Regions from separate parts of the Homo sapiens genome. Here all the other regions are linked to region 1. The links are chromatin loops, found by intact Hi-C in ENCODE. Cell type or tissue: ascending aorta. All regions are shown on one strand. Each heading gives the region's core, and the rest is flanking DNA. Links, peaks and the distances in the headings are about the cores only. Region 1 holds the start of SLC25A6 (solute carrier family 25 member 6). Region 2 holds the start of LOC124905239 (a long non-coding RNA gene). Region 3 holds the start of GTPBP6 (GTP binding protein 6 (putative)).

Region 1 (9,648 bases), core at 1-5,000:
CTTGTACTGCTTGTCGGCGGCGATCTGCTTGCTGGCGTGCTGGACCTGGGGGACGCAGAGGGTGTTCAGACCAGACCCAGGGCCAACCACCCAGAAACATCCCAGCTACAGGGTGCATCCTTTTTTTGACACAAGTCACTCTTGTTGCCCAAGCTGGAGTGCAATGGGGTGATCAAGTGATTCTCCTGTCTCAGCCTCCCGAGTAGCTGGGACTATAGGCGCCCACCACCACGCCCGGCTAATTTTTTTGCTTATTTAGTAGAGACGAGCGTTCCACCATGTTAGTCAGGATGGTCTCGATCTGCTGACCTCGTGAGCCACCGCACCCGGCTCTTTCTTTTTTTAAAAAGACAAGGTCTCATGCTGTTACCCGGGTTTGAGTGTAGTGGTGCGATCTCACCTCACTGCAGCCTCCAACTCCTGGATTAAGCCATCCTCCCGCCTCAGTCTCCCGAGTACCCGGGTCTACAGATGCACAACCATCAAGCTCCACTAAGTTGAAAAATTACTTTTAGAGATGGAGTCTTGCTACGATGACCAAGCTGCTCTCAAACTCCTGAGCTCAGGTGATCCTCCCTGGGCCTCTTGAAGCGCTGGGACATCCCGCCCTGCTAAGTTTAAAAAAATTTTTTAAGCCGGGCACAGTGGCTCATGCCTGTAATCTCAGCACTTTGGGAGGCTGAGGTGGGTGGATCACGACGTCAGGAGATCAAGAGCATCCTAACACGGTGAAACCCTGTCTCTACTAAAAATACAGAACATTAGCAAGGTGTGGTGGCAGGTGCCTGCTAGGGAGGCTGAGGCAGAATGGCGTGAACCCAGGAGGCGGAGGCTACAGTGAGCCGAGATCGTGCCACTGCACTCCAGCCTGGGCGACAGGGAGAGACTCCATCTCAAAAAAAAAAAAAAAGGTTTTTTTAAGATGTGGGGTCTTGCTATGTTACTCTGGCTGGTCTCAAACGATCCTCCCTGGGCCTCTCCAAGTGCTGGGACACCCCGCCCTGCTAAGTTTAAAAAATTTTCTTAGAGACGGGGTCTTGCTACGTTGCCCTGGCTGGTCTCAAACTCCTGGGCTCAAACGATCCTCCCTGGGCCTCTCCGAGTGCTGGGACACCCCGCCCTGCTAAGTTTAAAACTTTTTCTTAGAGACGGGGTCTTGCTATGTTGCCCTGGCTGGTCTCAAACTCCTGAGCTCAGGCGATCCTCCCTGGGCCTCTCAAAGTGCGGGGACACCCCGCCTGCTAAGTTTTAAAAATTTTCTTAGAGATGGGGTCTTGCTATGTTGTCCTGGCTGGTCTCAAACTCCCGGGACACGCCACCCTGTACTAGGTTTAAAAAATTATCTTAGAGATGCGGTCTTGCTCTGTTGCCCAGGCTGGTCTCAAACTCCTGAGCTCACGCGATCCTCTCCGGGCCTCTCAATGCACTGGGACGTCCTGCTTCGTTAAGTTAAAATAATTTTTTTTGAGGTGAGGTCTTGCTGTGTGGCCCCGGCTGCTCTCAAACTCCTGGCCTCAAGCAATACTCCCCGGGCCTCTCAAAAGCGCTGGGATCGCGGGCGTGACCTGTCCTTGCAGCCAAGCCTATTCATTCCCATCACCGAGCTGTCACTCGGAGTACAACGTTAGCAAGGACGTCCTGGCGGCAATGTTCCTAGGCATCATGCTACTTTCTATAAGCCTCTCCCAAAAGACAAAAAATGCATTGCTCTGGATCAGAATTGCACAAATGAGCTAAGAAGGGGGTAAGAACCACCAATAACCATATCCTGGTTATTCCAGGACACCTGCGGGCAGGCTCGTTGCCCTATTGGCCTTAGAATTACCCTTCACGGTGGAGGGAGCAAGAGCAGACACCTGCCAGGCATCCACCGGAAGGGTTGGTCCCAGCCGGGGGACCCGCAGGATTGAGCTCAAGGTCAAGGCCCGCCAGCCGCAGGGTCCGTCCATGGGCCCTGCTCAGCGCGCATGCGCCCTCCAATCCGTGCCGCATTTCCCCCCGCCCGCCGGGCCCAGTGCGCACGCGTGGACGTCGCCACGCCCTGCAGCAGCGGTCACGTGACGCGGCCCCCGGAAGCCGGCGGCGCGTGGACAAAGCGATCGCGGCCTTCCACTTCCGGCGCCCGCCTGCAAGGCTCTGCTGCCCACGTCCCCGCCCGACCCGGCCACTCGGTTCCCGTCCCCTAGTCCCCGGAGCGGCCGCGCCCGCGTCCCCACCTGCAGCAGCAGCTTGACCCGCTCGATCGGAGCCACGGCCGTCTTGGAGATGGCGGCGGCGATGCCTCCGGCCAAGAAGTCTTTGGCGAAGGAGATGGCCTGTTCCGTCATGGTGGCAGGGCGGGCAGCGGAACGGGAGGACAGCCGGAGAACGGGCGCGGAGAGTGAATGGAGGGCGTCGCTGGCTCAGCCCTGCCGCCGCCTGGACCGAAAGGACGGAGCAGCCACCGCGCAGCCGCTAAGACGCCGACGCCACGCCCACTCTCCGCCCCCGCGCCTCCTCGCGCCGCGCTCATTGGCTGCGCCGCCAGGCCCCGCCCCACACCAGCCTGCGTGCCTCGCCTCTGAGGGCTGCCGGGAATCCCGCTGCGTCCCGCCCCGCACTCCAGCGAACCGCGCCCATTGGCTGCGCTCCCCGGAGACGTCCCGCCCCGCACCCCTAGGTATGCCGGGAGCCAGGCCCCGCCCATGCGCCGTAGGGGCCGCTGGGGGTTCCGCGGCAGCCTTGACCTTGTGAAGGTCAGGCCGCTGCCAGTACCCGAGCGGGCGGGAGGGCAGCTGCGGAGTCAGAAGCCCACCCTGATGCCCAGTTCGCTCCGAGTGCGTCGTCCGCTTTCTCCCGGAGGCCGCGGCGACCCCGCCGGGATGTGCGACATGTGGTGCCCCGACCCCCGACCCTTGACCCTTGACCTCCGGGCAGCTCCGACCCTTTCAACACTCTCCGGGGTCGTGCGTCGGGAGACCCCGGCCCCTGCCCGCGTGCACCCGGGGGGCCCCGCGCGAAGCCTGCGGCGGCTTCCACGTGGGCGCGGCTCAGTCCCGCTGCCGATCCGTGACTCCGCGCCGCCCTCCGCGCCCGGCCTAGGTTGGTGGGGGGGGGATCTCTCTGGGCCTCCGTTCTTTGACCCCGCGGTGCCCTCCGCGCCGGGGCTGGGGGTTCCGTGGGCCGCGCCCACCCGCCCGGGCTCCCCTATTTCCCCGTGTCTGTGCCCGTGTCTGCCCGGCGGGGGCTGCGGCCGGGGTCCTCCTTCGCGACCTCCCACTCCGCCCTTCCTCCCTCCCTCCCTCCCTCCCTCCCGCCTCCCTCCTCCCTCCCTCCCGCCTCCCTCCTCCCTCCTCCCGCCTCCTCTCCCTTCCCGGCTCTCTCCCGCCCGCCCTTTTCTCCCCGTCTCTTCCTTCCCTGCTTGCCTTTGCTTTTTGCTGCTTTCCCGCCTCCCTCCTTTTTCTCCGTCTTTCCGTCTCTGCCTTCGTTTCCCTCCCTCCCTTTTTCTTTCATTTCTCTCTCCCTTTCTCCTTCCTTTCTTGCTACGTTTCTTCCCTCTTTTTCATTTTTTTCCTTCCTTTTTCTGCTTTTCTCCCTCCGCCCTTCCTCTGTTTTTTCTTTGCTCCCTCCCTCTTTTTTCTCCCTCTTTCCGTCTCTCCTTCCCTTTTCCTCTTTCCTTCCCTTCCTCCCTTTTCTGCCTTTCCCTCCTTCCCTCTCTTTTCCTTTTCCTCTTTATTTCCTGTCTCCCTTCCTCTCGTCCCTTTCTCCCCTCTCTCTTTTCCGTTTTTTTTTTCTTTTGAGACAGAGTTTCGCTCTTGTTGCCCAAGCTGGAGTGCAAGCTCCGCCTCCCGGGTTCAAGCGATTCTCCTGCCTCAGCCTCCCAAGTAGCTGGAATGACAGGCATGCGCCACCGCGCCCAGCTAATTTTATATTTTTAGTAGAGACGGGGTTTCGCCATGTTGGTCAGGCTGGTCTCGAACTCCGGACTTCAGGGGATCCGCCCACTTCGGCTTCCCAAAGTGCTGGGATGACAGGTGTGTGAGCCACCACGCCTAGCTGTCTCTTTTCCATTTTTTAATTTTTTTTTCATTTTTCCTCTCTCCCTTTGCCTCTCTTTTTCTTCTTCCTTTTATTCTTTCCTGTCTTGTTCTTTCCTTCCTCTCTGTTTCTCCCTTTCTCCCTGTTTTCCTTTTTTTTTTTTGAGATGGAGACTTGTTCTGTCACCGAGGCTGGAGTGCAGTGGCGTGATCTCAGCTCACTGCAACCTCTGCCTCTCAGGTTCTAGAGATTCTTGTGCCTCAACTTCCCAAGTAGCTGGGATTACAGGTGCCAGCCACCCCACCCGGCTATTTTTTTTTTTAAGGACAGATGGCGTTTCACCATGTTGGCCAGGCTGGTCTTGAACTCCTGACCTCAGGTGATCCGCCCACCTCGGCCTCCCAAAGTGCTGGATTACAGTCGTGCGCCACTGCGTCCCGCCTCCTTTTCTTTTTTCTTCTCTCCTCCGTCTTTTTCTATCCTACCTCCCTGCCTCTTTCCTCTCTCCTCCCTCCTTTTCCTTTTTCTTCTCTCCTCCCTCCCTCCTGTTTTTCTCCATCATTCCCTCTCCCTTCCTTTCTTTTTCTCCCGTTCCCCGTTTGCCTCCCTCCCCTTTTTCTTTCCTGTCTCCCTGTCTCCTTTGCTCTTTTCCTCCCTTTCTCCCGTCCCTCCCTCCCCGCCTTCCTTTTCACTTCTTTCCCTTCCCATTGCTTCCTTGCGTTTCCTGCCTTTCCCTGTCTCTCCCTTTCTTTCCTGCCTTTCCCTGCCTCTCTCTTTCCTGCCTTTCCCCATCTCTCCCTTTCCTGCCTTTCCCTGTCTCTCCCTTTCTTTCCCTCTCCTCCCACTCTCCCTCCTTCCTCCCTTCTTTTCTTTCCTCTTCTTTCCCTGTGTCTTTCTTTTTTCTTTCCTTCTCTCTTCCTTTTCTCTCCCTGTGTCTTTCTCGCTCTTGTTTTTCCTTTCTCTCCTTTGTGTACTGAGAAAATGACAGTCCCCGGCTGTGGGTGGGCAGGAGTGACCCGCCCCAGAGAGCGGGGTCACCCTGGGTGACTCCTGGGTGCAGCTGTGAGCCCTGCCTGAGGCTTTTCCTGACCTCTGGGGAGGGCGGCTCAGCCTGGGGCTGGAGGTTGGGGCCAGCTCTGGAGGCTGGAGTGGCTGCTGGGCGGCGGGACGGGTGTCTCAGAAGTCACTGAGGCATGGGTAGGTCTAACCTTGGGACATTGCTGTGGGGAGGGCTGTGGAGACCAAGCACATTCCTGAGGCTCTGCCAGGGCAGCGGGGGTGGACAGTGTCCCCTGAGGACCCAGGACCAAGCCAGGCTCGCTACAGGGGTCCTGGAATAGAGGACAGAGGCCAGGAGCGCTGTGGGTGCTGGGCAGGGGTGGGGAGTTTGCTGGGGAGCTGCGCCTTACAGACCTGTGTTTGTTTCCCAGCCTCAGCGAGGCCGGGCTGGACGGGGCCCTGGTGCTGGTTTTCAGTGCCTCAGCGAGGCCGGGACCAGAGCTGCTATTTCCAGATGAGGCTGGCTCGCATCTGCTCTGGCCGGGGCTCCAGGCCTGAGCCCTGCAACACGGCGTTCCCTTTCCAAGTCTGCAAAGCCTGTCTTAGGGGAGAGAAGAAGTTTCCTTCCATGCGGGTGGGGACGGCTAACCATGTCCAGACACTGAGACCGGTGCTCTGTGTGCTCAGCCTTCAGCCTGCACTGGCTTGGTGGCTTGGTGACCCGCCAGCAGGGTGGTGCTGTCTGTGGGCTCTGCTCAAGCTCCTCTCAGAGCCAGGAGGATGCCCGCCTGCTTGGGCCTGGCTCCCAGGATGTGCTTGGCAAATGCTTCTGGGATGGATGGATGGATGGGTGAGTGGATAACGGATGGATGGATAATGGATAGATGGATAATGGATAGATGGATGGATGGATGGATGATGGATGGATGGATAATGAATGGGTGGGTGGATGGATGGATGTGCTCGATCGGCAAATGCTTCTGGAATGGATGGATAATTGGATGGGTAATGGGTGGGTGGATGGATAATGGATGGATGGATGGATAATGGATGGATGGATGGATAATGGATAGATGGATGGATAATGTATAGATGGATGGATGATGGATGGATGGATGGATAATGGGTGGATGGATGATGGATAATGGGTGGATGGATGAATAATGGATGCTTCTGGGATGGATGGATAATGAGTGGGTGGATGGATAATGAATGGGTGGATGGACAGATGGATAGATGGATATGTTTGCTTGGCAAATGATTCTAGAATGAATGGATGGATGGATAATGAATGGGTGGGTGGGTGGATGGATGGATGCACTCTGTTGGCAAATGCTTCTGGGATGGATGGATGGATAATGGATGGATAGATGGATAATCAATGAGTGGGTGGATGGATGGATAGATGGATGTGTTTGCTTGGTAAATGATTCTGGAATGGATGGGTGGATGGATGGATGGATGCGCTCGATCGGCAAATGCTTCTGGAATGGATGGATAATTGGATGGGTAATGGGTGGGTGGATGGATGCATGGATAGATGGATGTGCTCACTCAGCAAATGCTTCTGGAATGAATGGATGATGGATGGATGAATAGATGGATGGATGGATGAATGGATGGATGGATGGATGGATGAATGAATTGCTAATTGGGGCTGTTTTTCCATACAGAGTGCTGCACGTGGGACTTAGCCTTGGACACTAACTCCTTTGCCCCTCGTATCTGGGAGGGAACAACACAGTTGCTATGCCTGACTAGGGCATGACCTGGGAGGCCTTTGGGGCCACACAGCCTCCTTGGGAAAGGAGGATCAGGTGGGCCTCACACCCAGGAATTGGAAGTGGGAGAGACAACAGCTGCTGGGTAGTGGGGGTAGAGCTGTGTCTCTCACTGCCCTGCCCCTCCAAGGACCAAGAAGAAAGGAATGAGCCCCGATCCGCCTGCCAGGTACCCACCCATGAGAACCCCTTCTCTGCCAGCATCTGATAAAATTACCTGCGTAGCTTTAGAGATCACTGCTGCCTGACCAGCAGCCGCTCTGCTGGAATCTGTCCAGAAAGCCCCTTGGGGCTCAGAAAAGTAGGTGGGTTAATAATAGAAGTAGATGTGGGTTTTTTTGTTTGTGTGTTTATTGAGACGGAGTCTTGCTCTGTGGCCCAGGCTGGAGTGCAGTGGCGTGATCTCGGCTCGCTGCAATCCCTGCCTCCCAGGTTCAAGCATGTCTTCTGCCTCAGCCTCCCAAGTAGCTGGGATAGCAAGTGTGCACCACCACGCCTGATTTTTGTATTTTTAGTAGAGATGGGGTTCCATCCATCCATTCCAGAAGCATTTGGCAAGCACATCCTGGGTGCCAGGCCCAAGCAGGCTGGTCTCAAACTCCTGACCTCAAGTGATCCGCCCACCTCGGCCTCCCAAAGTGCCGGGATGACAGCTGTGAGCCACCGCGCCCCGCCCAGAAGCAGAGGTGTTTTAACGGGAAGACTTCAGGCTTCATCGGACGGCCGGGAAGGAATCAGAGCAGGGGTGAGGTTGGCTTTGTGCGGGGTGGGGTGGGGTGCCAGGCTCTGTGTCGGGTGGGGGCAGCAGCACATCTTTTGTAATTAATCATTGCCGAGGCTCTGCCTGTACGAAGTGTGGTCCGGGGAGGGCTGATGAGGCTGCAGGATGAGGGGGCTTGACAGACCCCTTTCCCCAGAAGAGGGCCCCCAAAAGGCATTGCCCCTGAAGAGGGCTCCCCAAGACCTCATCCCTGAAAAGGGACTCCCAGGGTCACCCCCCTGAAAAGGGCTCCTCAAAAGGCCCCCCGAACGGGGTCCCCCCAAGACTGCCCTCTGAAGGAGGCCCCCGAAGACTTCCCCCGTGAAGGTGCCCCCCAAGACCTGCCCCCTGGAAGAGGGCTCCCCAAGACCTCTCCCCCTAGAAGAGCCCCCTAAGACTTTTACCCTGGAAAAGGGCTCTCTGCAAAGCTTCCCTGGACGTGCGCCTTCGAGCTGGGCAGGTAGGGAGGAGCTGTGTACTCGACATCATCCTTAGGATCTGTTGTCCTCCCGCTTCCCCTGCCCCGGCCCCCAGATGAATCCAGAGGCTGTTTTAGAGCCAGACGGACACTCCTGGTATGCACCAGACACTCATAGTGCAGTGCTCGCTGAGTAGAGGAGGAGTTAGTGGGTGAACCCGGCCCGCCAGGCTGCCCTGCACAGAATTCCAGCCTTGTCACCCCACTGGTTTTTAAATCATCACAATCCTCGGGATGTTCTGTGCATGCCACACACAGACTCTTAAGAGTCCAGAGGTCCTGTTTTTGCACAGTTACTCCAATGAATAAAAAGACGGGCTGGGCGTGGTGGCTCACGCCTGTCATCCGAGCACTTTGGGAGGCCGAGGCGGGGTGGATTGCCTGAAGTCAAGAGCTGAAGACCAGCCTGGCCAACATGGTGAAACCTCGTCTCTACTGAAAATACAAAAAAATTAGCTGGGCGTGGTGGTGGGCGCCTGTAATTTTAGCTATTGCGGAGGCTAAGGCAGGAGAATCGCTTGAACCCGGGAGGCGGAGGTTGCAGTGAGCCGAGATCACACCACTGCACTCCAGCCTGGGCGACAGTGAGACTGTCTCAAAAAAAAAAAAAAAAAAAAATTTCTAGCAGACACTGAAGGGAGAGGGAGAGGAACAAGCCCCAGGGACCCTTTATCCGACTTCCTTCCACCTGGGGGACTCCCTCCACGGGCCCTTGCTTTAAGGGCAAATGGCGAGGGCACCAGAACACAGGGAGGCCATGCCGGAGGTCCCTGCTGCAACCATGCGGCCCCCCAGCTCACTCCCAGCAGCCAAGACGAAGGGGGGCCTGGGCTCCCCCTAGGGCAGGCGCCTCTGATTCTCTCCACCGAGAGGCACCTCCCATGCCGGCCTCTTCCTGGGGTGACTCCCAGAACCTTCTTGGACCCATGAACATTTCAATCTGGGGTGGGGCCTTCCCTGGGCATCCAAGTGGTGGGAATCTGTCCCTAGCCCCTAGAACTCCTGGAGGGCTGGGCCCACCTCTGTCTGCATCCCGTCCCCATTCCCCGCCCCGGGTGGCAGGGGCTGGAGAGGAAGGAGCTTCAGGCTTCAAAACCATCAAAGCAGGTTTCTTCCGAGATGGCCAGTGGTCACCTGAGATGGAGCAGAGAGCACCTGTGGCGGGCATCTTCTCTAGAAGCCGCCTGTGAGCCCTACGGAGGCCCTGGGCTTCGTGCCGTAAGACAGACGGTGTCCTGCAGGTACGTGGGGGAACCCTGTAGGCAGGGACTTTGCCTGCTTTCTCAGAACAGGACAGAGGAGTTTGGCTGGGGCAGCCCGAGGTGACCGGGATGCTGTCGCCCCAGCTCTGGGCCAGGCTGATGTGGGAAGGGAGGAAGGAGGGACAGTTACGGGCCAGGCTGACGTGGGAAGGGAGGGAGGAGGGAGGTAGGAGGGACAGAGGCCTGGCTGCTCTGCAGGGCTGGGCTCCGTGGCATCTCCTGGTGGCTGTCAGGTCCTGCCTGGCCCCACGCTGAGGCCAGTGTGATGGAGGGGCCTGGAAGCCTCATCCTTCTTGATTGCCACGCGGTGAGGGCCACAGGCATGCGCCACCGCACTGGACTCCCCCTTTC
Region 2 (10,051 bases), core at 2,374-7,373, 930 kb after region 1:
AGTGCAAGACAGCAGCCATGACGTGTCGGTCCACGTACAGCCTGTCTGCCTGAGGGCTCAGTGATCCAAAAAGACACTGCAGGTCAGCACTTCAGAGTGTTCGCAACATCCGGGGTTACTTAACCCTGTGGCTTGACAAGCAGCAGAGATTTGCAAACAATGATAGCTTCTGTGCCACTTCAGCCGAACACTGGCTCTGAAAACAGCCTCAGTATCTGACAAGCTCTCATTCCTGGGCTTGTGGCGTGGCTGTCCATTGAGAGAGCCTAAGTATATCTTCATGCCGAGGGGATGGGAGCATTTATATAAATAAATGTTTGCACTGATTACAGCACTGCTGCCAAAGAGCTTGATGGGCGATGATGATCCGATTTCGCCATGGCAGCTTATGTTTACAGAACCCGGCTCCATTGCAGACAGGACATCGAATGTGTAACGCAGTATTTAAATGTCCACTGACATTTACAGCTCGTGTCAGCCCAAGAGGGAAGAGGCGTTGGTGTCCCAGTCTGCCAAGGAGGGCTCCTGCTATGGAATGAATGGTGTCACCCCGAATCTCATGTGTGGAAACCCTAATGCCAAAGGGGATGGTATTTGGAGACGGAGCCTTTGGGAGATGATGATGTTTACATCAGGTCGTGAAGGTGGGATCCTTATGTTGGGATTCGTGCCCTTGTAAGAAGAGACACCAGGGCACACATGCTCCCTCGTGCTCCACCCCCCTCTCTCTCTGCCCTGCGAGACCATCTGTAAACCAAGAAGAGGAACCTCTCAAGTACCCAACCATGGTGCCACCTGGATGTAAACATTTCTGCCTCCAGTACTATAGAGAAATAAATTTCTGTTATTTATGCCACCCCATCTATGGTCCAGTTAACCCTTAAACAACACAGGTTTGAATTGCACGGGTCCACTTCTACGGGCATTTTCTTCTACCTCTGCCACCCCGGAGCCAGCAAGACCAATCCCTCCTGTCCGCTCTCATCTTAGGCTACTCAAGGTGAAGACGATAAGGATGAAGACCTTCATGACGATCCACTCCCACTTCAGAAATAGTAAATATATTTTCTCTTCTCTATGATTTTTAAAAATTTAGTTTGGTGTCCTTTTTTGTTTTTAATTATCTTTCCATAAGTGATTGGGGTACTGGTGGTATTTGGTTACCTAAGTTCTTTAGTGGTGATCTGTGAGATTTTGGTACACCCATCACCCGAACAGTATATACTGCACCCTATTTGTAGTGTTTATCCCTCACCCCCCTCCCACTCTTCCCCCCCAAGACCCCAAATTCCATTTTATCATTCTTATGCCTTTGTGTCCTCATAGCTTAGCTCCCACGTAACACTGAGAACATACGATGTTGGTTTTTCATCCCTGAGTTACTTCACTTAGAATAAAAGTTCCTTATCAGGCGTGGTGGCTCAAGCCTGTAATCTCCACACTTTGGGACGCCAAGGCGGGTAGGTCACCTAAGGTCAGGAGTTCAAGACCAGCCTGACCAACGTGGTGAAACCCTGTCTCTACTAAAAATACAAAAATTAGCTGGGCGTGGTGGCGTGCACCTTTAGTGCCAGCTACTCGGGAGGCTGAGGCAGGAGAATCACTTGAACGTGGGAGGCGTAGGCTGTACTGAGCAGAGATCACACCACTGAACTCCAGCCTGACTCCAGGGCAACAGAGTGAAACTCCATCTCAAAAAAAAAAAAAAAAGAATGAAAGTTCCTTATGATTTTTGATTCTCAAAGTTCCTTATAAGGCGATTCTCCTGCCTCAGCCTCCTGAGTAGCTGGGATTACAGGCGTGCGCCACCACGCCCGGCTAAAAAAAAACAAACAGCATTTTCTTTTCTCTAGCATACTTTAATAATACAGTATACAATACATAAAACATACAAAATATATGTTAATCGACTTTATGGTATTGATAAGGCTTCTGCTCAACAATAGGATATTCATAAGTTTTGGGTGAGTCAAAAGTTATCTTTGGATTTTCAACTGTGCCAGGGACGTGTGTGACGCCCCTAACTCCCACATTGTTCAAGGGTCAACTCTAGTTTTTTGTTGTTGTTGTTGTTGTTTTTGAGATGGAATCTTGCTCTGTCGCCCAGGCTGGAGTGCAATGGTGTGATCTTGGCTCCCTGCAATCTCCGCCTCCCAGGTTCAAGCGATTCTCCTGCCTCAGCCTCCTGAGTATCTGGGATTACAGGCGCCACACCCAGCTAATTTTTGTATCAAGGTCAACTGTATTTTCTTGCAACAGCCAGAGCTGACTAAGACAGTCTTGAAGCTCAAAGAGGTACAAGAACCTACCCAAAGTTATCCAACCAACAAGCACCTGGAAGGCAGAATAAAGACTCAGGTAGCCAAGCGCCATAGCCACACCATGGTAGAGCTATTCTGCCTTGTAGAGATGCATTGAATCTGTCACAGGGTGAATACATCTCCAAATGCATTTGAAAACTCCTACGGGATGCTACAGAAACACGTGAGGGAAGAGTGGGTGTGGACATACTCTCCATCTGTTACACTCAGAGTACTCCAACTACAGGAGTGAGATGCCTCAAGACAGGCCAAGGCAGAAACAAGCATCACTATGAACCCCAGAATAGATATGTTTTTTGGCCAGACACGGTGGTACACGCCTGTAATCCCAGCACTTTAAGAGGCCCAGGTGAGAAGACTGCTGGAGGCCAGGAGTTTAAGACCAGCCTGAGCAACAGAGGAAGATCCCATCTCTACAAAATATTTAAAATATATACATAGCTGGGAATGATGATGCGTACCTACAGCCCCAGCTACTTTAGACACTGTGGTGGGAAGATCACTCGAGCCCGGGAGGCTGAAGCTGTCGTGAGCCACAGTCACACCACTGCACTCCAGCCTGGGTGACAGAGTGAGATCCGGTCTCGAAAAAATCATCATTATCGTCACAGTAATGAGAGGAATTTTAGGTGATAGGTGGTTACTAATTTCAAAAATAGGGGCTTCCGGTTTCTCCTCTAATGATACAGGGGTTAAGAAGAAATGACTTAAGCAGATAGTAAAAATTAGCTGGGTGTGGTGGTGCACACCTGTCATCCCAGCTACTTGGGAGGCTGAGATGTGAGGATCACCTGAGCCTCGGAAGTTGAAGTTGCAGTGAGCCATGATCACACCACTGCACTCCAGCCTGGGTAACAGATGGAGACCCTGTCTGGAAAAAAAAAAAAAAAAAGATTTTGCACAAAGTTTTACGATGACTCTGCTTTGTAATTAAAAGTAATTTCTGCTTTGTTGGTGATTTCTCACACATTTATCTGGTAGACCAGATACCTGCATGTGATAGGGTAAGAAGGACCCATTTCCCTCCAAGGAGAACAGCATTGCAAGGGGGTTGAGGACGCATGCATGTGGAATCCAAACATTGAATGCACTGAGACGGCGCTGCATGAAGCCTGTCTGTGAGTTTATGATGAAGCTGCACAGAGCTCCGTAGGCGGCTCTCACTCCTCTCTCTCAGCCTTTGGCTTCAGTTTAATTGCATACACACCCTTCAGAGCTGCTCGGGGCCCCCACTTCTTCAGCCTTCTGGCATTTTTCTAAGAAACACTAAACCTCTTTCCAACGTTGCCCTTGGATTTTGTGTGCACGTCTTCCAGCCCTTGAGCTGCTTGACCTGTGCTTGCAAGGGTTCCATAACACTGGATAGGACAGAAGCTCCGCCCAGCCCCAGGTGAAAGCTCTGTGCTCTTCAGGGACCATGTCCTATTCACACTGTCTCCCTCACATCTAATACAGTCATGATACTCGGCAATATAGTACTCCACCCAACAGGCAACTCAGAGTCTGCCAGTGATACAGGAGTTAAGAAGAAATCACTTAGGCAGACAGTAAGGGTATGGGAGTCCTCGGCAAGGCTTTTTTCTTTTCTTTTTTTTTTTTTTTTTGAGATGGAGTCCCGCTCTGTCGCCCAGGCTGGAGTGTAGTGGCGTGATGTTCGCTCATTGCAACCTCCGCCTCCCGGGTTCAAGCAATTCGCCTGCCTCAGCCTCCTAAGTAGCTGGCATTATAGGTACGCACCACCAAGCCCGGCTAATTTTTGTTTTGTTTTTTTTTTTTTTAGTAGAGACGCGGTTTCACTGGTCAGGCTCGTCTCGAACCCCTGACCTAATGATCCACCCGCCTCAGCCTCCAAAAGTGCTGGGATGACAGGTGTGAGCCACTGCGCCCGGCAGCTTTTCTCTTTAACGAAAAGCAGCCCCAAGTCATTTTCTAACAATGAACAGCCTGTCAAGTCGAGCTGCAGACATACACAAGCCAGCTGGGAGCTTGTACGGGTGAATGTCGGGAGGACCTAGGGACTAGACACGTTCAAGATGGCGGCTCCATCTTCCCGGGAGGAACTAACGACTAGACACGTTCAAGATGGCGGCTCCATCTTCCGGGCAGGAACTAGGGACTAGACACGTTCAAGATGGCGGCTCCATCTTCCCGGCAGGAACTAGGGACTAGACACGTTCAAGATGGCGGTTCCATCTTCCCGGCAGGAACTAGGGACTAGACACATTCAAAACGGCGGCTCCATCTTCCCAGCAGGAACTAGAGACTAGACACGTTCAAGACAGTGGCTCCATCTTCCCTCCTCTTTGTCAGCCACATGTAAAGTAAGAAAAACAGGACCGAGAGCCCCGACCAACTACAAAGCCCATTTGCATAACCGATTAGGGTGGGCAACCAGCCTTTCCTGTGGGCTATGTAAATGTCATGCTTGATGGAACCAATCTCTCGGAGAGCCCCGACCAACTACAAAGCCCATTTGCATAAACGATTAGGGTGGGCAACCAGCCTTTCCTGTGGGCTATGTAAATGCCATGCTTGATGGAACCAATCTCTGAGCTCTATGTAAATGAGACACCGCCTCCTCAAACTGGACTATAAAATCCATCACATTTGGTGCCAGCTGGTCCTTTCCGCTCGGAGACCCCTTTCTCTATAGAGAAAACCATTTCTCTTTCTCTTCTCCTGATTAAACTTCCACTCCTAAACTCCTCGTGTGTGTCTTTGTCCTAAATTTTCCTGATGCCCAATGACGAACCCCAGGGTATATACCCCAGACAACGTAGCCACTTCACTAACATGTAGAGAGCTTGCGCATTTTAATTCCTATCCTCACAATAGGCAAAGAGCAGAACATACTGAAAATCAGCAACTCTGCGATCCATCAGAAAATAGAGATCACAAGACGAAATGCTGCCTGAAGACTGGACAGACAGGTGGCAAGTGGAATTGTGCTTGTCTAGGAGTTCCTGCTGGAGCCAGCACCTGATGGACACATTTGCAGGGTAATTATTAAACAGCTGCAGGCTGACAGTGGACAAGCCTAAGTAAGTTAAAAACTCCTGGCCAGGCATGGTGGCTCGCACCTGTAATCCCAGCACTTTGGGAGGCCAAGGCGGGCAGATCACCTGAGGTCAGGAGTTCGAGACCAGCCTGGCCAACATAGTGAAACCCCGTCTCTACTAAAAATACAAAAATTAGCCGGGCGTGGTGGCAGGCACCTGTAATCCCAGCTACTCGGGAGGCTGAGGCAGGAGAATTGCTTGACCCTGGGAGGTGGAGGTTGTAGTGAGCCCAGATCGCACCACTGCACTCCAGCCTGAGTGACAGAGCGAGACTCTGTCTCAAAAAACAACAACAACAGAAAAACTTCTGGGGGCCCATCTTAGAGGGGACCTTGTACTTTCACAAATTTTACCTCCGGGAGCTCCACCAGGTTCCCAGGGTGAAGATCAAAGAAATATCCAGTTGTGTGTTATTGGGGGAAAGTAACCACTTTGCAATATTCCTAGGGAGACAGTAGCATTTTGAAGTATGCCCAAAGCAATCCGTGTCCTCTCTGCCCTCAAAGGAAATTACTTTAGCGCAGTCAAAGTGAACTGGGGGAAGGGAAATCTTCTATTTCAGTTTTTCTTTTTTTTTTTTTTCTTTCCAGGCAGATTTTCACTCTTGTTGCCCAAGCTGGAGTATAATGGCGCAATCTCGGCTCACTGAAACCTCCACCTCCAGGGTTCAAGCGATTCTCCTGCCTCAGCCTCCTGAGTAGCTGGGATGACAGGTGCCTGCCACCATGCCCGGCTAATTTTTCGTATTTTTAGTAGAGATGGGGTTTCGCCATGTTGGCCAGGCTGGTCTCGCACTCCTGACCTCAGGTGATCCACCCGCCTCAGCCTCCCAAGGTGCTGGGATTACAGGCGTGAGCCACCGTGCCCGACCAGATTTCAGTTTCTATTAGCTTTCAACAACACTTTTCGTGCATGAGTGACGCTGGCGGCCATGTACTCAGCCATTCCATCAAGGTTCCAAGCAGCAAAGCTGCAAAATGGATCTGACTCCTTCAGTGAAGAAGAGTCTCCCTGAATGCATTGGAAACACTCATGAGATGCTACTGAAGCAAGTAAGGGAAGCCTGACTGTGGACATGCTCTCTGTCTCTTAGGCTCACAGTACTCCAACCACAGAAACGAGATGCCTCAAGGGAGGCAGAGGCAGAAAGAAGCCATCACTATAAACCCAAGAATAAAGCCAGCAGAGCTACAGTGATGGCCTGTGTGCTGCAGGTGAGCATCACCTTGTTGTAAGGCCACAGGCTTTCCTGGCCACCCTGCTCAGTTGGCCTCGTGGTGGGAGTCACTAGACTCAAGATAGACCCAGCCAGACCATCTGGTTAGAGCTACCCAAGGAAAAGCCATTGTCAGCACAAAGTCACTGGAGTCTTAGAATGCACAGCTGTGATGGGCTGATTCCTTCTCCCAAATCCCTATGTTAAAGCCCTAACGCCCAGGACCTCAGAATGTCACCATATTTGGAGATAGTCTTTAAAGAGGTGATTAAGGTAAAACAAAGTCACCAGGGAGGCCCCTAATCCGAGAAGACTGGGATGCTTATAAGAAGAGGAGATGAGGCCGGGTGTGGTGGCTCACGCCTGTAATCCCAGTACTTTGGGAGGCTGAGGTGGGTGGATCACGAGGTCAGGTGATCGAGACCATCCTGGCTAACACGGTGAAACTCCATCTCTACTAAAAATAGAAAAAATTAGCTAGGCATGGTGGCACGCACCTGTAGTTCCAGCTACTTGGGAGGCTGAGGCAGGAAAATCGCTTGAACCTGGGAGGTGGAGCTTGCAGTGAGCCGAGATCCCGCCACTGCACTCCAGCCTGGGCGACAGAGCGAGACTCCGTCTCAAAAAAAAAAAGAGGAGGAGATGAGGACACAGACACACAGAGTGACGACCCTGCGAGGACACAGTGAGAAGATGGCATCTACAAGCCTACAAGAGAGGCCTCAGGAGGAACCAGCCCTGCCTACACCTTGATCTTGGACTTACAGCCTCCAGGATTGTGGGAGAATAAACGTCTGTTGTTTACAAGCCACCCAGTCTATGGTATTCTGTGATAGCAGCCTGAAATGGACTAAGACACCTCATAAGAAAAGGAGATGAGGACACAGACACACACATTGGGACAACCCTGTGAGGACACAGGGAGAAGATGGCGTCTCCAAGCCCAGGAGAGAGGCCTCAGGAGGAACCAGCCCTGCCCATACCTGGATCTCAGACTTCCAGCCTCCAGGACTGTGAGAGAATCAATGTCTGTTGTTTATAAGTCACCCAGTCTATGGTATTCTGTGATAGCAGCCTGAGATGGACTAAGACACCTCATAAGAGGAGATGAGGACACAGACACACACAGAGGGGCGACCCTATGAGGACACAGGGAGAAGACGGTGTCTACAAGCCCAGCAGAGAGGCCTCAGGAAGAACCAGCCCTGCCCACACTTTGATCTCACAGACTTCCAGCCTTCAGAACTGTGGGAAAATAAAAGTCTGCTGTTTAAGCGGCCCAGCCTGTAGTATTTTGTCATGGCAGCCCTAGGTGACTAATACAACAGGTGTTTCATCCTGTTCCTTTCCTCAGGTGGTGTTGCAGAGTACCCCAGCATCTTTAGGTGGTGGTAGAAGAGACTCCAGCATCTGCCATAACCCCCGGAAGAGTGTTCTGTATGTTACACTGTGGGGAGGTTTTCCTCAAAGCATTAGAGTGATCTGAACAATGGGAATCTTTGCACAGAGGAGGATGAGTTCTACTCGGGGATGGTACCTACTAAGAGAGACATGTTGTCTTCTCTTCAATTGCCCTTTAATGAAGAAATAAAAATTATTTAATTATTCGGTGAAGAAATAAAAAGAGTATTGCATTCTTTCAACAGAGATTCTGCACTTGTACTCCCAGGTATTTATGAAACCTCATGTTGATGCCTGGTGCATAGGCCAGGCAGTGGGGCTCTACCTAAGTAATGCCTGGTGGTTGGCCATGGGTAGCTGGAGCACCAATAGCATACTCTAATAGTCCATGACATCGGTCTACTCAAGGGCCATGGCTCAAATAGAAGGCTTTGTTTGGAGGAATTCAAAAGAGGTTCTACTGAGAAGGAACCTATGAATCAGTGCTGCTACAATACTTTTGGATTGTGCGGTTCAAACGCCATATTGGTTTTCTTCCAGCTCTCCAGCTCCAGCAGCACTGAGGCAGATCTGAGTTTCTCGAAGCTGGGCCCATCACCAACAAGACAGTGATGGTGAAAGCAATGATAGAAGAGGTCGAATTTAGAGTAAGGATCAGGATGGACAGGTGGGTACATCTATGCAACCCTAACCTTTCTGAAACTACTAGGCATAGATATTTTCCTGAAGACTAGTCTCAGCCTGCATGGATGGTCCCTCATGGCTACTGTCTCATTTGAAAAGTGAACCTATGAAAAGAGGAAAACACTATGACATCCACCACTGTTTGGTCACACCAATTCTTGACATTAACTCTCTCGAAGGACATTAGTATGACCTTCAAATCCTAGCCCGCAGGAAAGCTTCACTTTAGTTGTTTGTTTCCTGGGTGTCCCTTCCTACAACCCACGAAGCAAATGCCACACACCCTCCTTACATGCATAAAACAGTGCTGATAATGGATGAAACACACAAGTATCAGCTCATGCCTGCACTTTCAGAGAAAACACTCTTGCTTAGACCATGGGTATGTCAAGCTGCCAAGGATACAAAAGGTAAAACAATCCAAGGGCAACAGATGGTTCATGACAAAGAACTAAGAGGGCAGCACTGCGATTCCAAAAATTTGGATATGGACGTCAATGAGAGTGAATGAGAGAGAAGCAGAGAGACGGCGGGGGGGGGGGGGGGGGGGGGAGGGAGGGAGAGAGAGAGAGAGAGAGAGACAGAGAGAAAGGAAGGAGGAGGAGGAGAAAGGAAGGAGGAGGAGGTGAAAGAGGAGGAGGAGAAGCAGGAGGAGGGGGAAGAGGAGGTGAAGGAGAAGGGAAAAAAAAAGTAGAAGGGGCCAGGTGCGGTGTCTCATGCCTGTAATCCTAGCACTTTGGGAGGCTGAGGCAGGTGGATCACGAGGTCAGGAGACTGAGATCATCCTGGCCAACATGGTGAAACCCCATCTCTACTAAAAATACAAAAATTAGCTGGGCAGGGTGGTGCATGCCTGTAATCCCAGCTACTCAGGAGGCTGAGGCAGAAGAATCGCTTGAACCGGGGAGGCAGAGGTTGCAGTGAGCTGAGATCGCGCCACGGCACTCCAGCCTGGCAACAGAGTGAGACTCCGTGAAAGAAAAAAAAAAAGAAAAGAAAAGGGAAGGGAAGGGAGGGGAGGGGAGGGAAGGGGAGGGGAAGAGAGGGGAAGGGAAGGAAAGGGAGAAGGAGAAGGAGGAGGAGAGAAAGGGAAGGAGAAGAAACGAAAGAAGATGAAGGAGAAGAAGGAGAAGGAGGAGGAGAAGTAGGAGGAGATGAGGGGCAGGAGAAGGAGGGGAAGGAAGAAGTAGGAGGGGAAGAGGAGGGAAGAGAAGAGGAAAGAAGACAGGGAGAGAGAATAAGAGAATGAGAAAGAGAGAATGAAGGAGAGAATAAATGAAAGAAGAGAGAGATGAGAAAACCTACTTGTGAAAGAGGCCTCAGTAGAAGAAAAGAGAATGAGCAAAGAGCCTGGTCCAGGCCACTCTAAA
Region 3 (10,051 bases), core at 714-5,713, 1.1 Mb before region 1:
ACACAAACACAGTAAACACATCCCGGCAGGGACACAAACACATACACACGCAGACACACACACACACACACAGTAAATACATCCCGACAGGGACAGACACACACACAGACACATACACAGAGACACACACAAACACAGTAAACACATCCCGGCAGGGACACAAACACATACACACGCAGACACACACACACACACACACAGTAAATACATCCCGACAGGGACAGACACACACACAGACACATACACAGAGACACACACAAACACAGTAAACACATCCCAGCAGGGACACAAACACATACACACGCAGACACACACACAGACACACACACAGTAAATACATCCCGACAGGGACAGACACACACACACATGCACCGTGGACACATCCCATTGGGGACACACACACACACACACACACACAGGGTGAACACATCCCAGCAGGGGTGAGATGCATCTGAGTCAGGCAGGAAAGCTGACCCCCACCTGGGCAGGTGACCCAGGGCAGCCGACCCCCACCTGGGCAAGTGAGTAGCGTCTTCCCAACTCTACTGGAAGCGGGATGGTCAGAAACCTGGGAAGCGCAAGGATCGCATGCTGGACCCCACCCTAAGAGACTGCTGGTGGGGTGGGGGTCACCCAGGAGGAGGATTTGGCTGGGGCCTGCAGGGGCAGGTGGGGTTACAGCCGGTCCACCGCCTACCCTGTTTGTTGGACTCTATAAACTGCCCCGACCTAATCTTTACCAGTTTAAGTCTCTCCAGGGCCCGGTGTGAATCTCGACACAGATAAAGCCTCACCGTCCTCCGACTCCTACTGGCGTGTGCTCCCAGCTCACCTGGGCAATCCGAGAGGCCGCTTCCCCTCTGGCCCCGCAAGACCCCCGTACTTCAGCATGTCTCGGTTGGATGTTTTCGGTAGCGGCGGACAGGAAAGGAGGTTTGGGGAAGGAGCAGGTCTGGACGGACCCACCTGTCAGGTGCTCAAAGTTCCCTTTGCCAAAGATGAGCTTCCTGTCCGGCGTTTTGGTGGACACGACCATTGTCTGCACCACGGACCAGCCGTCCAGCGTGTGCACCAGCGCTGTGGCCTCCGCCACCTGCCACTCGGCTGCGGGGACACAAGGGCCACCGTGAGAGACGCTTCTGCCCGGGGCCCCCGTCCACACCTGCCCGGGGAGGCCTCCTCCTGCCCTTGAGACAATCTCCCCGGAGAAGGCACCTTGAGCCGCCGTTTGTCCCCCGATATGACTTCGTCCCCCCAGGGCCTCTAAGTAGGAATCTGACGGGAGAAGGACACCGGAGCCACAGCGGGACACGAGGGCGACCCTGCCTTACATGGAATTTGGGCTCCAGGCGGGCGCAGCAGGGAACCCGGGAGCTGCGGGTGCTCAGGGGATTACTGAGGAACCACCGGCAGGTTTGGGGAGTAGAGAGGCAAGAGGTCTGCGCGCTGTTCTGAGCAGTTCGGGGCTTCATCTGTTCCAGGAATTAGCCATTTTGGAAAACACCCGTAAAGAAAAACCACTCATCGACTACAGGAGCTTCCAAGGGAAAAATCAACCTTTATGAGACTCTGACACGTGCAGCGACTTATTCATTTGCATTTCCTCCTGGGGGGTGGGGGGTGGGACTAGACACAGATTGGTCCGCTGGACGCCCTCCCTTCCCTGACCTCAAACACACCGTGCCTACCTCTAACCCAGAGCAAGAGAAACGTAGGTCCCATCGGCGAGAACCGCCCCGGCCCACCCAACCCCACCCCACCCCACCCCACCCCACCCCACCCCACGGACCCCACGGGCCCCACCCCATCCCACGGACTCCACCCCATAAGCTCCGCCCCCGCACTTTTACCCCATAGGCCCCTCCCCCGAAGCCCCGCCCACGCACCTCCACCAATGATATCCTCCCCTCTTCCCCATAAGCCCCGCCCTTTCACCCATGGGCTCCTCCCCCGAACCCCACCCATGCACCTCCACCTATGAGATCCTCCCTTCAGAGCCCCGCCCCCGCATCACCATCCATAAGCTCTTCCCCTCAGAGCCCCGCCCCTCAGCGCCACGCCCTGGCATCTCCAACCATCAGACCCTCTCCTTAGAGCCTGGCCCCCTGAAGCCCCGCCCCTACGTCGCCACCTGAGCTCTTCCCCTCAAAGCCCCGCCCTGGGTCTCCACCTATGAGATTCTCAGGTCAGAGCCCCGTCCCTGAATCTCTACCTATGAGCCTCCCCAGAGCCCCGCCCTTGCATCGCCAGCTATGATTCTCCCGAGTCCCGCCCCTGAATCTCCACCTATGAAATCCTTCCTGCAGAGCCCCGCCCTTGCGCCTCCACCTATGAGATTCTCCCCACAGAACCCCGCCCCTGAATCTCCACCTATGAGATCGTCCCTTCAGAGCCCCGCCCCTGAATCTCCACCTATGAGCCCCCTCCCCTCAGAGCCCCGCCCCCAGGTCTCCAGCTCCTGTTTCTCCCCCGAAAGCCCTGCCGCGGTCACCTCGAGTCATCTGCGACTTCCCCGGGCCCCACTTGACGTCAGGGTGAACCAGACACACGCGCTGGGTCCCCGCCGGCAGCAGAGGCTCTCCCCGCAGCAGCTCCTCCTCGGCGTTCTCGTCCGCATCTTCCGGCTCCTCCTCGTCGTCTCCCGTGCGGCTTCGGCCGCCGTCCGCCCGCAGGCCCCGCCCTCCGCCCCACGGCCCCTCCAGATTCCCGGGGCTCCTGCGGCCGACAGCGGCTAGCGCGCGCGCGGGGCAGGACGGCGCGGCTGCCCGCGGAGCCGAGCGGCCGCGGCCCACGCGGGAGAGCCGCAGCCCCGGGCGTACGGCGGCCCGCAGGGCCCACATGGCGCGTCTGGAGGCTGAACGTTGGGGCGGGGGCTGCCCACAGGCCGCTCCTCATCACGTGCTCGTGATTGGCGTGCGGCCGGGGCTGGCTCACCAGCGCCTCTCCCCGGCACAGGCCGTGCTCCTCATTGGTCATCCGGCGTCACGTGCTAGTGATTGGCGTGCAGCTGGGGCGTGCTCACCAGCGCCTCTCCGCAGCATAGGGCGTGATCCTCATTGGTCATCCCTTGTCACGTGCTGGTGATTGGCGTGCGGCCGGGGCGGGCTCCCTAGCGCCGCGCCCCGGCAGGGCGTGCTCCTCATTGGTCGCCCCGCATCAGGTGCTGGTGATTGGCACGCGCTGCCGGCGGGGGAGGCGGGACCGGGCCGCTTCTTGTTCGGCGTGGGCGGCTCCTGGCAGACCCATCCCGCGGTGCAGCCGCCGGCCCGGTAGGCGCCAGGACCCCGAGCCTCGGCGGCGGCGGCGGCGGCGGCAGCGCTGCCTTCACTCACCTCGTCCTCGCTCCCGTCCTACCCCGTTCCGCGCTGGGTGGAGTCCAAGTCTGATTGCGAGAGTCCGGAACGCCGCCTCGGGGGCTTGACTCCAGCCCCGGGGATCGAGAACGGCGCCCAGGGGTCCCTACGTCTGCCTTGGGGGCTCGAGTCCCGCCCTGGGCGTCCGTGACGTCGCCCAGGGGTCTCCACGTCTGCCCTGGAACCTGGAGAGCCGCCGTGGGGGCCCCGGAAGCTGCCCCGGAGTCCCCACGTCTGCCCTGGGGGCTCGAGTCCAGCTCTCAGGGTCCCGGACGCCACCCAGGGGGTCCCCATGTCTGCTTTGGGGGCTCGAGTCCAGCCATGGGGGTCCTGGACGCCGCCTCGGCGTCCCCGCGTCTGCCTTGGGGGCCCGAGTCCCGCCCTGGGGGTCCTGGACGCCGCCTCGGCATCCCCGCGTCTGCCTTGGGGGCTCGAGTCCCGCCCTGGGGGTCCCCGATGCCGCCCGGGGGTCCTCACGTCTACCTTGGAGACTGGAGTTCCCCCGTGGGAGTCTCGGACGCCACCCCGGAGTCACCGTGTCTAGCCTTGGGGGCTTGAGTCCAGCCCTGGGGGTCCTGGACGTCGCCGAGGAGCCCCCACGTCTGCCTTTGGGGCTTGAGACCTGCTCTGGGGGTCCCGGTCGCCGCCCAGGTGGGTCCCCACGTCTAGCCTTGGGGGCTTGAGTCCAGCCCTGGGGGGCCCGGATGCCGCCCGGGGGTTCTCCTCGTCTGCCTTGGGGGTTGGGTCCAGCCCCAGGCGTCCTGACCACCGCCCAGGGGCCCCCACGTCTGCCTGGGGGCCTCAAATTCAGTCCTGGGGGTCCCGGACGCCTCCCAGGGGTCTTCATGTCTGCCGTGGGCCTCGAGTCCAGCCGTGAGGGTCCCGAATGCTGCCTTGGAGGGTGGAGTCCAGCTCTGAGGGTCCTGAAGTCAGCTTTGGGGGTTCGAACCCATCCATCCCAGGGGTCCCTGAGTCTACATTAGGGGCTGGAGTCCAGCCTTGAGGGTCTCCACTGCTGCCTTGGGGGCCTGGATGGGATCCAGCGGGTCTGAGTCCAGCCTCGGGAGCCCCTGCGGTGGAGCTCTGAGTGGGGCAGGGGCCTGGGAGATGCCAGGAGGATGAGAGCGGCGCCCCCCTGGTCCAGGGGACAGTAAGAGGCAGCCGGTCTCAGAGAAGCTACCCCAAAACTGTTACCCGTGGTGTGCAGAGCGTCCTGCAACCCCAGCCCTCACCAGGATTTCTTGCGTTTTTCAGGAAATCGGTTGTGATTGGCATGTTCCTTAAGCGTCTGCAGGAAGCCGAGGCCTTTTTGGTATTTCAGGAGGGGTTGCTAACCCCCCTCCTTGTAGGATCGGGGTATCCCAGCTGCTAATTCCCCTCCTAACAGCCCTGCAGCGCCTGGATTGGAGGTGTGACAGGTGGCATTTTTGGCCCGAAGTCCCTAGGCAGGACGGGTGGCTGTAGCCTGCGCGTTTGTGTAAATTAACCTCCCTTTTTAGTTCTGTGAAGGGAGAACGTGATTAGTTTAAAATCACCTGCGTGAAAGAGGCTCTTGATTAGTTTAAAATCACCCACGTGAAAGGGGCTCTTGATTAGCTTAAAATCACCTGGGTGTTTCGTTTTATCTCAGTTGGCCTCTGAATGTTTATCCTACAGCTTCCTGCAAGCTCCAGTCTACCTTCTAAGGGAATAACGGGGCTCGTCTTTCTACGTTACTTTATGTGGGAGTAGTTGTAAAACAGAATGAGGGAGACCGCGGGGATTGTGCGGAAATGTAGCCACCGTTTACATGTCGGGAGGCTGAGGTGGGAGGATCGCTTGAGCCCAGGAGTTTGACACCAGCCTGGGCAACATGGTAAGACCCCTTCTCTACCCTCCCCCCCAAAAAAAAAATTTTAGTGTGGCATGGTGGTGGGTGCCTGTGGTCCCAGCTACTCGGGACGCTGAGGTGGGAGGATTGCTTGAGCCCAGGAGTTTGACACCAGCATGGGCAATATGGTAAGACCCCATTATCTACAAAAAAAAAAAAAAAAAAAGAAAAGAAAAATTAGCCGGGCGTGGTGGTGGGTGCCTGTGGTCCCAGCTGCTCGGGACGCTGAGGTGGGAGGATTGCTTGAGCCCAGGAGTTTGACACCAGCATGGGCAATATGGTAAGACCCCATTATCTACAAAAAAAAAAAAAAAAAAGAAAAGCCGGGCGTGGTGGTGGGTGCCTGTGGTCCCAGCTGCTCGGGACGCTGAGGTGGGAGGATTGCTTGAGCCCAGGAGTTTGACACCAGCATGGGCAATATGGTAAGACCCCATTATCTACAAAAAAAAAAAAAAAAGAAAAGCCGGGCGTGGTGGTGGGTGCCTGTGGTCCCAGCTGCTCGGGACGCTGAGGTGGGAGGATTGCTTGAGCCCAGGAGTTTGACACCAGCATGGGCAATATGGTAAGACCCCATTATCTACAAAAAAAAAAAAAAAAGAAAAGCCGGGCGTGGTGGTGGGTGCCTGTGGTCCCAGCTGCTCGGGACGCTGAGGTGGGAGGATTGCTTGAGCCCAGGAGTTTGACACCAGCATGGGCAATATGGTAAGACCCTATTATCTACAAAAAAAAAAAAAAAAAAAAAGAAAGAAAAATTAGCCTGGTGTGGTGGTGGGTGCCTGTGGTCCCAGCTGCTCGGGACGCTGAGGTGGGAGGATTGCTTGAGCCCAGGAGTTTGACGCCAGCATGGGCAATATGGTAAGACCCTATTATCTACAAAAAAAAAAAAAAAAAAAAAAGAAAGAAAAATTAGCCTGGTGTGGTGGTGGGTGCCTGTGGTCCCAGCTGCTCGGGACGCTGAGGTGGGAGGATTGCTTGAGCCCAGGAGTTTGACACCAGCATGGGCAATATGGTAAGACCCCATTATCTACAAAAAAAAAAAAAAAAAAGAAAAGCCGGGCGTGGTGGTGGGTGCCTGTGGTCCCAGCTGCTCGGGACGCTGAGGTGGGAGGATTGCTTGAGCCCAGGAGTTTGACGCCAGCATGGGCAATATGGTAAGACCCTATTATCTACAAAAAAAAAAAAAAAAAAAAAAAAAGAAAGAAAAATTAGCCTGGTGTGGTGGTGGGTGCCTGTGGTCCCAGCTGCTCGGGACGCTGAGGTGGGAGGATTGCTTGAGCCCAGGAGTTTGACGCCAGCATGGGCAATATGGTAAGACCCTATTATCTACAAAAAAAAAAAAAAAGAAAGAAAGAAAGAAAAATTAGCCTGGTGTGGTGGTGGGTGCCTGTGGTCCCAGCTGCTCGGGACGCTGAGGTGGGAGGATCACCTGAGCCCAGGAGGTGGAGGCTGCAGTGAGCTTAGATTGCAGCACTGTGCTCCAGCCTGGGTGACAGAGTGAGACCCCATCTCAAACAAGAAGCACCAAAAGGTGTCTGAGATCAGGCACGGTGGCTCACGCCTGTCATTCCAGCACTTTGGGAGGCCGAGGTGGGTGGATCACCTGAGGTCAGGCATTTGAGACCAGCCTGGCCAACATGGAGAAACACTGACTCTACTAAATGTGCAAAAATTAGCCGGGCGTGGTGGCACACACCTGTAGTCCCAGCTACTCCAGAGGCTGAGGTAGGAGAATTGCTTGAACCTGGGAGGTGGAGGTTGCAGTGAGCTGAGATTGTACCACTGCACTCCAGCCTGGGAGCTGAGATTGTACCACTGCACTCCAGCCTGGGCCCTAAAGCGAGAGCTTGACGGTGGGGTGGGGGTGTGGGATGGACCTTCTGTGGTCCCAGCTACTCGGGAGGCTGAGGTGGGAGGATCGCTTGAGCCCAGGAGTTTGACACCAGCATGGGCAACATGGTAAGAACCCATATCTACAAAAAAAAAATTTAAAAATTAGCCGGGTGTGGTGTGTGGGTGCCTGTGGTCCCAGCTACACCACGAGTGGAATTGTGACGTGCACAGCCTGGGTAAATGGGGTTAGCTATATTCACCCTGAAGGGGGCACATACCCTATTATTTCTAACACCACTGAACTCAGAATCGGGACCCAGATTCGCCGGGGCAGCGCGGGACGAGGCCTCTCCCGGGCTCCGTCTTCCCTGTTAATAGACTGAGAGACGGAATGAGAGCTTCGAAGGTGCTGGGGGAGGAGCATTGGGTGTCCCCAGGTGGTGAGCTTGGGTGTGTGTGTGTAGCCGACAGTCTCCCAGGCTCAGTATTCCCTGTTAATAGACTGAGAGACGGAATGAGGGCGTCCCCAGGTGGTGAGCTCAGGGACGTGTGTGTGTGTGTGTGTGTGTGTGTGTGTGTGTGTGTGTGTGTAGCCGTCAATCTCCTGGGCTCCTGGGTTCCGTCTGCCCTGTTCATAGAGACAGAATGAGGGCGTCCCCAGGTGGTGAGCTCAGGGACGTTGTGTGTGTGTGTGTGTGTGTGTGTGTGTGTGTGTGTGTGTGTAGCCGTCAATCTCCTGGGCTCCTGGGTTCCGTCTGCCCTGTTCATAGAGACAGAATGAGGGCGTCCCCAGGTGGTGAGCTCAGGGACGTGTGTGTGTGTGTGTGTGTGTGTAACCATCAATCTCCTGGGCTCCTGGGTTCCGTCTGCCCTGTTCATAGGGATGGAATGAGGGCGTCCCCAGGTGGTGAGCTCAGGGACGTTGTGTGTGTGTGTGTGTGTGTGTGTAACCATCAATCTCCTGGGCTCCTGGGTTCCGTCTGCCCTGTTCATAGAGACGGAATGAGGGCGTCCTCAGGTGGTGAGCTCAGGGACGTGTGTGTAGCCATGATTATCCTTTAGTACCTGGTCCCCGTGCCCTCCAAGCCATCCAAGGGCTTCAGGAGGCCGCGCAGAAGGAGGGTCGGTAAGCGAGTCCACGGACCACCACGCAGGCCCTGACCCCGCCAGGGGCCCTTTGGAGGGTGAGCCCTGCGTGTTGGGGGGATGATGGCTCCGGAGGGTGAGCTCTGGGATGAGAGGGGACGTGCAGGTGGCCGCATTGCAGACACAGCTGGCTCGGGACCTGGGCGCCATCTGCCGTCGACTCAGCTCGCTCCTGAGCTGTGCCTCTTCCTTGCCTCACGTTGGAGATAAAAAGCCATAGATGGCCGGGGGCGGTGGCTCAGGCCTGTCATCCCAGCACTGTGGGATACCAGCGCAGGAGGGTTGCCTCAGCTCAGGGGTTCGAGACCAGCCTGGCCAGCATAGCGAGACCCTCTTCTCTGTAACAATTTTTTTTTCTTTTCTTTTTTTTTTTTTTGAAACAGAGTCTCGCTCTGTCACCCAGGCTGGACTGTAGTGGTATGATCTCAGCTCACGGAAACCTCTGCCTCCCGGGTTCCCGGGTTCAAGTGATTCTCCTGCCTCAGCCTCCCGAGTAGCTGGGATTACAGGCAGCTGCCACCATGCCTGGCTAAATTCTGTATTTTTAGTAGAGACGGGGTTTCTCCATGTTGGTCAGGCTGGTCTTGAACTCCCGACCTCAGGTGATCCGCCCACCTCGGCCTCCCAAAGTGCTGGGATGACAGGCGTGAGCCACCGCGCCCGGCCTCTTTCAGGTTTTTATATGTAACTTTGCCACTCAGTCGGTACTGAAGCCGTTATGGAGGCCTGCCTGGTGAGATGCGGCTGCCACAGTGTGGCTGGTATTCGAAACACACAGGAGGCCGCAGCCAGCTTAGCAGAAGCACCAGGGCTTTCGGAACTTGGTTTTGAGAGTTTCCTGTTTTCTTGACTTTCATATACCATGGATGGTAATAACTGTTGGGGGGAAAAAGCTATTAAAGATTCCTGTGGATGGTGAGATGACCTTGGTTTCAGAAACACCCAGACACAGAGAATTGTGCATTTTAGAATCCAATAAATCTACGCTGGGCACGGTGGCTCATGCCTGTCATCCCAGCACTTTGGGAGGCCGAGGTAGGTGGATCACCTGAGGTCAGGAGTTCGAGACCAACCTGGCCAACATAGTGAGAACCTGTCTCTACTAAAAATACAAAAAATTAGCGGGGCGTTGTGGCAGGTGCCTGTAATCCCAGCTGCTCTGGAGGCTGAGGTGGGAGAATTGCTTGAACCCGGGAGGCAGAGGTTGCAGTGAGCTGAGACCATGCTGCTGTACTCCAGCCTGGGTGACAGGGCGAGGCTCCATCTTAAAAAAAAAAAAATCTGATCATTTACCTGTGCACCTTCACAAGTGTTTAAAAAAAAAAAAAAACCGGGCACGGTGGCTCACGCCTGTCATCCCAGCACTTTGGGAGGCTGAGGTGGGTGGATCACGAGGTCAGGAGATCGAGACCATCCTGGCTAATTCGGTGAAACCCCGTCTCTACTAAAAATACAAAAAATTAGCTGGGTGTGGTGGAAGGTGCCTGTAGTCCCAGCTGCTCAGGAGGCTGAGGCGGGAGAATGGCGTGAACCCAGGAGGCGGAGCTTGCAGTGAGCTGAGATTGCAGCACTGCACTCCAGCCTGGGTGACAGAGCCAGACTCTGTCTCAAAAAAAAAAAAAAAAGATTGGGTTGATATTTTACCTACTATAATCTTATATGTTTGCAATTTCCTGTCATTGAGTTTTATAACTTTCTGCCCTTTGCTGACAAAAACATTTAAAATGTCTCATGGCAGCTTGTGTTCTTAAAATTCAAACTGTTTATCCATAGCCCTTGAGAGAAGGGTTTAATGTGAGTTGGTTGGGAGTGACCGTTGTCTGTTTTTTTGAGACAGAGTGTCGCTCGCTCG

What was found. Hi-C counts contacts between places; a loop is a spot of excess contacts. Peaks named below come from ENCODE experiments on the same cell type or tissue, not always from the same donor. Only the 100,000 strongest peaks of a DNase experiment are listed, where the experiment ranks them.
Region 2: a loop joins it to region 1, with 6 times the contacts of the local background. A loop is called at or near these places in 3 of 110 quality-filtered maps.
Region 3: it touches region 1 in a loop (24-fold over the local background); 6 of 110 quality-filtered maps call a loop at or near these places.

Annotation. Positions count from the first base shown.
Region 1 is chrX:1,389,683-1,399,330 of GRCh38, forward strand. It overlaps SLC25A6 (solute carrier family 25 member 6), which reads right to left and starts at 2,431. Exons shown (of 4, transcript NM_001636.4): 1 at 2,217-2,431; 2 at 1-45. The coding sequence starts at 2,327. It overlaps LOC124900597 (serine/arginine repetitive matrix protein 1-like), which reads left to right and starts at 2,326. Exons shown (of 5, transcript XM_011546186.2): 1 at 2,326-2,549; 2 at 2,660-3,081; 3 at 5,448-5,866; 4 at 6,690-7,542; 5 at 9,143-9,179. The coding sequence starts at 2,326. The coding sequence ends at 6,710. It overlaps LINC00106 (long intergenic non-protein coding RNA 106), which reads left to right and starts at 7,343. Exons shown (of 3, transcript NR_130733.1): 1 at 7,343-7,542; 2 at 9,143-9,276. RefSeq lists enhancers at 1,695-2,290, 2,291-2,885, 2,329-2,931. In ascending aorta, for the core only: no CTCF peak of the experiment used is centred there; DNase peaks (open chromatin) are centred at 369, 2,049 and 2,579; H3K4me3 peaks cover 3,134 bases; H3K27ac peaks cover 3,223 bases.
Region 2 is chrX:2,320,862-2,330,912 of GRCh38, forward strand. All of the region lies in intron 3 of DHRSX (dehydrogenase/reductase X-linked), which reads right to left. LOC124905239 (a long non-coding RNA gene) reads left to right here and starts at 174. Exons shown (of 3, transcript XR_007068382.1): 1 at 174-1,055; 2 at 8,538-8,664. In ascending aorta, for the core only: no CTCF peak of the experiment used is centred there; a DNase peak (open chromatin) is centred at 4,410; H3K4me3 peaks cover 1,418 bases; H3K27ac peaks cover 1,111 bases.
Region 3 is chrX:315,948-325,998 of GRCh38, forward strand. It overlaps GTPBP6 (GTP binding protein 6 (putative)), which reads right to left and starts at 2,849. Exons shown (of 10, transcript NM_012227.4): 1 at 2,492-2,849; 2 at 967-1,104. The coding sequence starts at 2,840. It overlaps LINC00685 (long intergenic non-protein coding RNA 685), which reads left to right and starts at 3,198. Exons shown (of 1, transcript NR_027232.1): 1 at 3,198-5,385. In ascending aorta, for the core only: a CTCF peak has its summit at 2,993; DNase peaks (open chromatin) are centred at 2,344, 3,044, 4,274, 4,464 and 1 weaker place; H3K4me3 peaks cover 2,954 bases; H3K27ac peaks cover 1,728 bases.